Regions from separate parts of the Homo sapiens genome. Here region 2 is linked to region 1. A link is an interaction called in ENCODE POLR2A ChIA-PET data of the cell type or tissue named here. Cell type or tissue: A673. All regions are shown on one strand. Each heading gives the region's core, and the rest is flanking DNA. Links, peaks and the distances in the headings are about the cores only. Region 1 has its middle 17 kb from the start of LPP-AS2. Region 2 overlaps LOC107986166 (a long non-coding RNA gene).

Region 1 (4,400 bases), core at 225-4,224:
AAGTGAGTTTTTCGTATTTTCAGTTTCTATATGGAAGGCAAGCTTTGCTTCATAAAATGGAATATTCTCCAAACATAGAAAGGTGTGTGCGGAGGGGATACAGATGCTGAGATGAGCAAATAATGACAAATGTCCATTACACTTACAGAACAAGGGAAAAGAGAACATCATCCTGGAGCTACAAAGGGAGAACAACCTTCTAGAAAAGATTTGTTGGAGGAACCAGAAGAAAAATAATAAAGAATGTTTTGGCATTCTTTCTCTAAAAGCTTAAAGGCATTGCCTTTTGAAACAAAAACATGAATTATAAAAAGAAAGCTTGACATGAAAAGACAGCAGGCAACATTTCAGACTAAAATGGGAAATGAATAAAATGAAAAAAAGTACTTTAGGAAAATAAAAGTGCAATAGTAGAATTAACTTTCACTTTGGGGAAAAGAACCAAAAGCAGAAATGACCTGAGAAAATTTAGTCTGCAATATAGAGGGTAAACTTGAGAATGTCTTCTAGCTTACAGAGGATAGCACAAAGAGATTAAATAGAAAGAGAGAATGATCTATGTAAGACAGGGGTCAGAGATCCAACCTGAGAATGATTGAAGCCCCTTAGGAAGAAAGCAGGATAATTGTTTGGAAACAATGGTTGAGGGCATAATTAAAGAGACTCTCCTGAGCGGCAGTTTTACATAAGTACGCAAGTGCAAAGGTCCACTGTATTCAAAACACAATCAAAGAAAAGCTATTCATACATATACCCATCAGGAGTAAAGAAAAACAGCAACAAGTCCTTTAAGCATCCAAGCATCCAGATGGTAGAAACCGTTTACCTAGAAAGGAATAAAAATTCCTGTGGTTTTAGCTTTTTTGGCAATGATAAATTGCCAAAAGTAATTAAAGGGATATCTATATAGATTTGCAGAAGAAAGGCTGTGAACAAGTTAATTTGTTTTGCTTGTGTGAAAGCAACAAAAAGACAGATTAGGTTTGAAAAATAAAGTACCCTAAGGCCTTGCTTCTCAAAGTGTGGTCCCTGGACCAGTAGCAAGAGCATCCCCCGGAAGCTTGTTAGAAATACAAAATATCAGTCTGGGCGCAGTGGCTCATGCCTGTAATCCCAGCACTTTGGGAGGCTGAGGTGGGCGGATCACCTGAGGCCAGGAGTTCGAGACCAGCCTGGTCAACATGGTGAAACCCCATCTCTACTAAAAATACAAAAAAATTAGCCAGGCATGGTGGCAGGCAACTGTAATCCTACCTACTCGGGAGGCTGAGGCAGGAGAATTGCTTGAGCAGTGAGCTGAGATCATACCACTGCACTCCAGCCTGGAGAACAAGAGTGAAACTCCGTCGGAAGAAAGCAAGAAAAGGAAAGGAAAGAAAAGAAAGAAAAGAAAAGAAGGAAGACAAAAGACAAAATCTCCATCCTACCCTAGACCTGCTGAATCAGGATCTGCACTTTAACCAGATTTCCTGGTAATTCCTACACATACTAAAGTCTGAGAAACACTGGGTTAAGACATATTCTATGGACCAAGAATGGAACCAAAATTAAGAACTTAAGAATGGGGGGCCAGGCGTGGTGGCTCACGCCTGTAATCCCAGCACTTTGGGAGACCTAGGCAGGTGGATCACAAGGTCAGGAGTTGAGACTAAAAATACAAAGAGGTAGGAATATTGCTTGAGCCTGGGAAGTCTCTACTAAAAATACAAAATATCAGCTGGGGATGGTGGTGTGTGCCTGTAGTCCCAGCTACTAGGGAGGCTGAGGCAGGAGAATTGCTTGAACCCAGGAGGCAGAAGTTGCAGTGAGCTGAGATCGCACCACTGTACTCCAGCCTGGGAGACAGAGCAAGACTCCATCTCAAAAAAATAAATAAATAAAATTAAAAAAAAAAAAGAATGGGGAAGTGAGTGATGGTGTGTATGATTGGCAAACCACTCTGATGGTCAATAGAGAGCCACCACCTCATCAGGAAGTACTGAAGGAACATGCTCACCGATTAAGATCACCCATGATTGAACAAATCTGTCTCTGCAAGAACAGGAAGAGATTAGTGCCCTCCCACACTAGCTTCTGGCAAAAAGCTTCCTTTTTATCTCTTTCACTGACCCTTTTTATCTCTTAGGAGACTAATCCTGTAATTGGACATAAATTTCTCTTAAAGGACCTATCTCTCATGGAAAATTTAACATGGGTTTGAGAAACTCAAGTATGATTAGAACAGTTTTTTTTTTTTTAATCTAGATATCCACGTCTGTGAAAAAAATACTGGAAAGAAGTAGAGCAAGTTATTAAGTAATAAAAAGTATTATGTTTTGAAATCTCTATTTTTTTCAAGTTTTATTGAATGAGTCACCTATTATGGATTATAAAGATAAACTTATATTTTAAAAATGTTTTCTATCATGAAGAGAATACATAAGCAAGAAAACAAATCATAAATACCTCTATGGCATATAATCCCTAAGTCATCCTTTCCAGCATTCTCTCTCCCTGTTCCCCTTCCTGCCCTCTGTGTTCTGGCAGACCTACCTCACGCTTTTCCACCTCCACATCTTTGATTGCTAGGAAATCCACCACTCCTGGCCTACCTAAAATGTCTGTGATACAAATCCTACTGTCCTTCAAAACTAGTTCAGGCAACACCTTCTCCCTGAAGGCTCCCCTGATAGTGGAACCTTTGTTTTTGTTTATGTTTTTTTTTTTTTTTTCTGAGAGCTAGTTCGCCCAGGCTGGAGTGCAGTGGTGCGACCTTGGCTCACTGCAACCTCCGCCTCCCGAGTTCAAGCAATCCTCCTGCCTCAGCCTCCCAAGCAGCTGGGATTACAAGCACCACCACCAAGCCCAGCTAATTTTTGTATTTTTAGTAGAGATGGGGTTTCACCATGTTGGCCAGGCTGGTCTCGAAATCCTGACCTCAGGTGATCCACCCACCTTGGCCTCCCAAAGGGATGGGATTAGAGGCGTGAGCCATCGCGCCCTGCTGAACCATTGTTATTGTAACCCTCCTCCAGTTTCCTATATATCTCTTCAGGTATCTAATACTTCATATCTCATATTAGCAGTAGTAGTAGTAATCATAAAGTAGTGGCAGTAATGCTGTAATGTGTTTGCTGTATTGTGAGTTCTTCAAGGCCATTTAGTGTTTTGAAATCACCTTGGTTATAGTAAGCATCAACAGGCAATTGCTAAGTGAATAACTAATAATTTGTCCTAAGGTTTGAGGCAGGTCCAAAAGAGCAAGAGAATGGAAACATCATGCTATTTCTTCTCTCTTCTTTTACCAGCTGTGTAGCATTCCTTTGCATTTGGTTAATATAGCAAGCAAGTTTCAATATCAGTAGAAAATACTTAAGTGGTTTTTTAAAAACATAAAATACCAAAAGAACATGTTGTATCTCTATTTAAACCAACTTACTATCCTACATTGGGCAGCTTGCCTCCTCAGATCCAGAGGAACTGTTTGCTGTAATATTAGAAAAAAATGAGTTTAGATTAAGAGCTCTCTAAGGCCCTTTCCAAATCTAGCCTTCTATAATTCTTAAATGATGATAAAACCAAATTTGGCTTTCAGGGATTTCAGTTGTTGTGTTTCAGATATTATAATGTCAAAGTACCATAACAATTAATAATGCTGATTTACCGAGTGCTAATTCTGATTCTTTCTTGGTTCTTACATCATCCAATCTCTTAGAGTATAAGTTTTTCTTTCTAGAACAACTTGAAGCCAAGAGCGTTCTCTCTGAGCCGTTTGCCTTCTAAAGTGAACGCATGCATTCTGCAGCCACAGCTGGCCCCAGTTAACCTTTCTCCTAGCCACCAGTGCATGGGCCCATAAGACTCAGCAATCCCAGTTTCTGAAGGAGCCCATTGTCACAACAAACAGTCAACAATTAAATTTTCTTGCACGCTAGTTCTAAGCTAGGCAAGTGCCACTTTATTCTCAGTGTATATCCCCAGCTCCAATTAAATGACCAACTTTTAATACATTCAGGGGAAATTTTATTGATAATCTATTAGGTACATAGTTATACCTTGTAAACTGTGGATGTTATAGAACATATAATGAGCCATAATACAAACCACTAGCATTTGTTTTCAATTTTACTGTTTATGAATAATTTCCACATACCTGTGGAATTCATATCAATGATTGTTGAGTTTCCAATGTGTTATAGTTAGGAAGCATCAACAGAGGCTTGCTCTTTACAGCTTTGCTGTGGTCAACACAGTGCAGAGTCCAGTAGTGAATCCTGCTACACAGATATGGGTAGAGGCCATTCTATGTTGTTCATTCAACCACAGGTGATCACTCTGTATATTTATATGTTGTCTCAACGGCCCAAGTACAAGTCAGGTTTTTCTTTCTCTATGAAGCCTTTGTAGATCCCCACCTCTCC
Region 2 (4,400 bases), core at 287-4,286, 120 kb after region 1:
ACAATTCAGCCCATAACAAGGAGAAAACTATTCTTCTAAGCACAGACTTCTGACCAGCAGCCCAGGCTGGGCATGACTCCCACATGCTCCCACACCCCTTTGCCGGCCAGTGGTGTTTTGCTCTGGCTCTGCTCAGAGCCATGGCTAGTCCAGGACATGGGGGTGGTGCTGGTGAAGCAGACTGTCCATAGACTTTAAGAGGCAAGGAAGGCTGGACACTGTTCTGACACCAAAGGCCAGGGAATGAATGACTAGCTGTTTGACCATAGCGAGCTAGTGAGTTACAGTGGGGAAGAGAATCCTAATCACCACTGTCTGCCACAGTGAAGTTCCTTGACAAATGTGTACGAGGATCCCTTTTCTCTGGTGACAGACATAGAGTCAGGTACTGTGGCAGGTATGGTAGGGCAGCAGGGAAAATTATCGGACAAGGAGGTAAGAGACCTGAGTTTATACCTCCTGTATTTCCTTTTTGAGCTTCCATGCTTTAATCTATAGAAAGACCATGGAATACTATGCAGCCATAAAAAATGGTGAGTTCATGTCCTTTGTAGGGACATGGATGAAATTGGAAATCATGATTCTCAGTATATCTCAAGGACAAAAAACCAAACACCGCATGTTCTCACTCACAGATGGGTATTGAACAATGAGAACACGTGGACACAGGAAGGGGAACATCACACTCTGGGGACTGATGTGGGGTGGGGGGAGCGGGGAGGGATAGCATTAGGAGATATACCTAATGCTAAACGATGAGTTAATGGGTGCAGCTCACCAACATGGCACATGTATACATATGTAACTAACCTGCACATTGTGCACATGTACCCTAAAACTTAAAGTATAATAATAATAATAATAATAAAAAAGAAAGGCTGGGGTTGGTAAACTCTGAAGTTCTTGCCTGCTTTCAGCCTCTGTTAGATAGTTGGTGACACTGAAAAATACTAAGGCATCATAATACAAGAACTCATGACTGAAAGGGTCTATATGCCTTTCTGGGCCCCTAATCTCCTAATCTAGCATGACTTCGGTACAGGGAAAAGAGGATCACAGACTGTGGCTTATGTGCTGAAGGTCTCACTCTGGCAGACATGCTTGAATTCAGTCACTATCTATATCTGTATCTATATTGATGTATCTATCTCAATCTCTATCTCTCTCCCTCACACACACAGTTTTGTTTTTGGCTGGGGGAGGAAGATATTTTTAATAGCAGGTTTTTTATTCTCTCTTTTTTTCCTGGAAAAAGATGAAATCATCCGTTTATTCTGGACCAATTATAAGCACTAGAAAGCGCAGGAGGAACAGACAGCTTCATCACAAATAAATACACACTGTGGGAGGGGGAAAGGAGGAAACTGTTATTGATTGGCCTTGTAAAATCTGCTGCTGAATCGATAGCAATTTCTGGAAATGCCAGACATTTATTTTGTGTGGCTTGAACAGCGGAGATAATAATAAACATACTTATGAAGTGAGTCTCCTGACACTATTTCCTAGAGCCCCTTATAATAACATACATACATAATGGGTACTATAACTGTACAAGCCATAGTGAATATACTTCAGATTTAAAACCCCAAGCCGAGTTGCCCTCTGCTAACCTCTCTTCTGTGCTGGATATAGCATCTGAATGTCTTCTCTGTTAAAGAAACACAGACAATTCATCTGCATGAAGAGATAAGAGATGTGTCCTCCTTAGTTGTGGAAAGACAGGCCGAGGATTGCTCTAATGGTCAGGGAAGAGAATCAGATGCTGAAACTGCCTGACCCTGCCTGGCCACTCTGAATTTGTGGACCTGCCCCTTCACCTGCGCCTCTCTCAGAGCTCCATTCATCATTTCTTTCTAACAAGGGGCAGCTTACCTTATGTGGATGCTGTCTCATCCCCACCCACCTTTCATCCTCAGCCAGTCTCCTTTCCTCCTGGCATAATGTATTCTTTCTGTAGGCACATTTGGCAATCTTGCCAGGGCCATTGGCCTGAGAAAAGACTCAGGGGTATTTTGGCAAAAGGGAAATTGTTCAATGTGGTTGAGCATAGTACAAGTAGCTACCATTTATTGAGCACCTATTACATGCTATATAATTTATTCACCACGTTGCTTATTCCTCATGACAGCCCTTTGAGTTATTATTTTAAATCAAGTTTTTAATGAAACGGAGACTCCTCAAGGTAAAATATGTTACCTAAGATCATTAAACTATTACGAGACTGAGCTGGAGTTGAGCTCAGGTCTGACTTAGAGACTGTATTTTTCCCATCCTTCTTTTACCTGCTTAGGTGTAACTGGGATAGTGAGAGGTAAAGCTATATACCATGAGTGCCTGGTGAAGGTATCTGGACATGATTACTGTGCCATAAGGAAGAGATAAGGTTTCTTTGAAAATGTAGATGGTGCAGAGTCCAGTTTTAGGGAGATGATTTTGGTGTTTGTGTTTAGCATGGAGTGATGCAGAGAAACATGCAGACTGGGAGACCATGTAGAAAGATACTGCAGCAAACATGATGGGGAGAAAAGAAGCTCAGACAAGGAGAGGAGGCGGAATCATCAAGGAGTGGCTCTTGACAATTACAAGAATGGAAAACTTTCCCTCTTCTCTCCTCTTGTTCTCATCCCTAGCTCTTCCTCCCTTCCTAGCCACTTTACCTTCTCCTATTTTGTGATAGTGGGAGAGCTCCTTGGAAAATATTCATTCCCAGGATAGATCTCTCAATGCAAAGCCAATCTCAAGTATATTGTTGGATATAGATATGTTCTGAGCTAAGAATAGATGAAGAAGATCACTTTTCCACCCTGATTTTAAAATATATGCCCTTTTAGTTTGGCACTGCTAAGAAGAATTTGAACTACTAATTTGGATGATAGGAGGTGTTATTTCTATAAATCAGCAGATTTCTGGATCTCTGTCTACGTCCCATCTTTTCATAATCAACCTGTAGTCTTACAAGACAGTCTTTATGGTTTTGAAAGCCACAAAAAGTCTTTCCCTAGAGATCTGGCTTGGTACAGAGAGTAGTGCTTTCCCTCCAATTACACAAGAAACCAGCTCTCTTTAGATGCTAAGTCAATCCTTGCCTCAAGAGCCAGTCCTAGAAAACAGCTCCCTAAATACTTAAAGATGCAAAGTCAATTAGACTTTTTGGATGGACTATCATGTAGGGAACCATGTGAGTTACTGAGTTTTTAATTCTTCAGATGTTCTTTGTGCATGTATTTTGTGTCATGCCTTGTGCCAAGGCCTTTGGAGAAGGCCAAGAGGAATCATACAGGGCTTCATCCCTCAAGGATCTTATAATCTAGTAGTGGAGATAAGTTTATATTCACATGTAACTTCTACACAGGCAATAGGCAGTCCACACCACAGAAGTGCCACAGATAACGTAGGTCATAATTCTAAGGGAAATAGAAAAGATAGGTTGTAGTTTCTAAATGACCCTTAAATGGGAAAGAAAAAATTTGCACTTTTGGGGGGTGTCCTAAGTATACAGAATAACTAGCAAGTTGAGGCAGCAAGAAACCATGAAGAGTTTTCAGGGAATCCCGACAGAAGTCCAATTCACTGAGATTCTAGGTCCTGTGGAAGGGAAGAGCAAGAGATTAAAGAGGTAGGTAAAAGTTACATAACGAAGACTTTAAACAGCAGTCAGATATGTTACATATTATTCCAGAGGCAATAATGAAGATTCATGACAGTTTTGCAAAAAGGAAAATGGCATGGTCTCTCAGTATTTTAAAGAGGGTATGACACTTTATCTGCAAGGATGAGACACTGGGGTAAGAAATCCAGTTTTAACACCATTTCAAAAGTTCAGTGGAGACTTTCACTTCTGGAAAGATTGAGTAGACACACTTTTCTCTCTTCCTCCTGCTGAGTGCAACTAAAATCCTTGGCTGTTCTACACAAAACAAATGTAAGAATATTCTGATAGGTAGAAAAGAGAAGGCAGGCTAACTAGGGGTTCAAAAGCCAAGGAACAACATAACGGTGAGTTCCCCCAGCTTTCTTGTGTCTCTTATATTCCAGACTTGGAGCTGAAGCCAGTAACTAGAAGCACCTATGAGTACGGACAGAAAAGCCTCAGCAAAAGCCTGCTGTCTTTAGCCAAAGGATCAGGAAAGGGAAAGCATGGCAAGACCGAAATCTTTTAGATGATAGCCATTCTATCTCAACCAAAGTGATAAAGGGGTCACTCAATCAAGAAGATATAGCAATCCTAAATGTGTATGCACCATAGAGTAATGTTGTAAAATATGTGAAATAAGAACTGATAAAACTGAAAGAAGAAATAGACAAATCTATAACTATAGTTGGACATTTTAATAACCACTCTCACTCATGGCATGATCTCTCACTCATGCCAGCAAAAGCCAAATGGAAAACCTAGACTT

What was found. Peaks named below come from ENCODE experiments on the same cell type or tissue, not always from the same donor. Only the 100,000 strongest peaks of a DNase experiment are listed, where the experiment ranks them.
Region 2: POLR2A ChIA-PET joins it to region 1 with 5 read pairs; 2 of 35 experiments call an interaction of 5 or more read pairs at or near these places.

Annotation. Positions count from the first base shown.
Region 1 is chr3:188,134,900-188,139,299 of GRCh38, reverse strand. No RefSeq gene overlaps it. Among named protein-coding and RNA genes, the nearest start is that of LPP-AS2, 17 kb to the left of the region's middle. In A673, for the core only: no CTCF peak of the experiment used is centred there; a DNase peak (open chromatin) is centred at 2,069.
Region 2 is chr3:188,016,913-188,021,312 of GRCh38, reverse strand. The region is part of intron 2 of LOC107986166 (a long non-coding RNA gene); the gene reads left to right. Among named protein-coding and RNA genes, the nearest start is that of LINC01991, 43 kb to the right of the region's middle. In A673, for the core only: no CTCF peak of the experiment used is centred there; no DNase peak of the experiment used is centred there.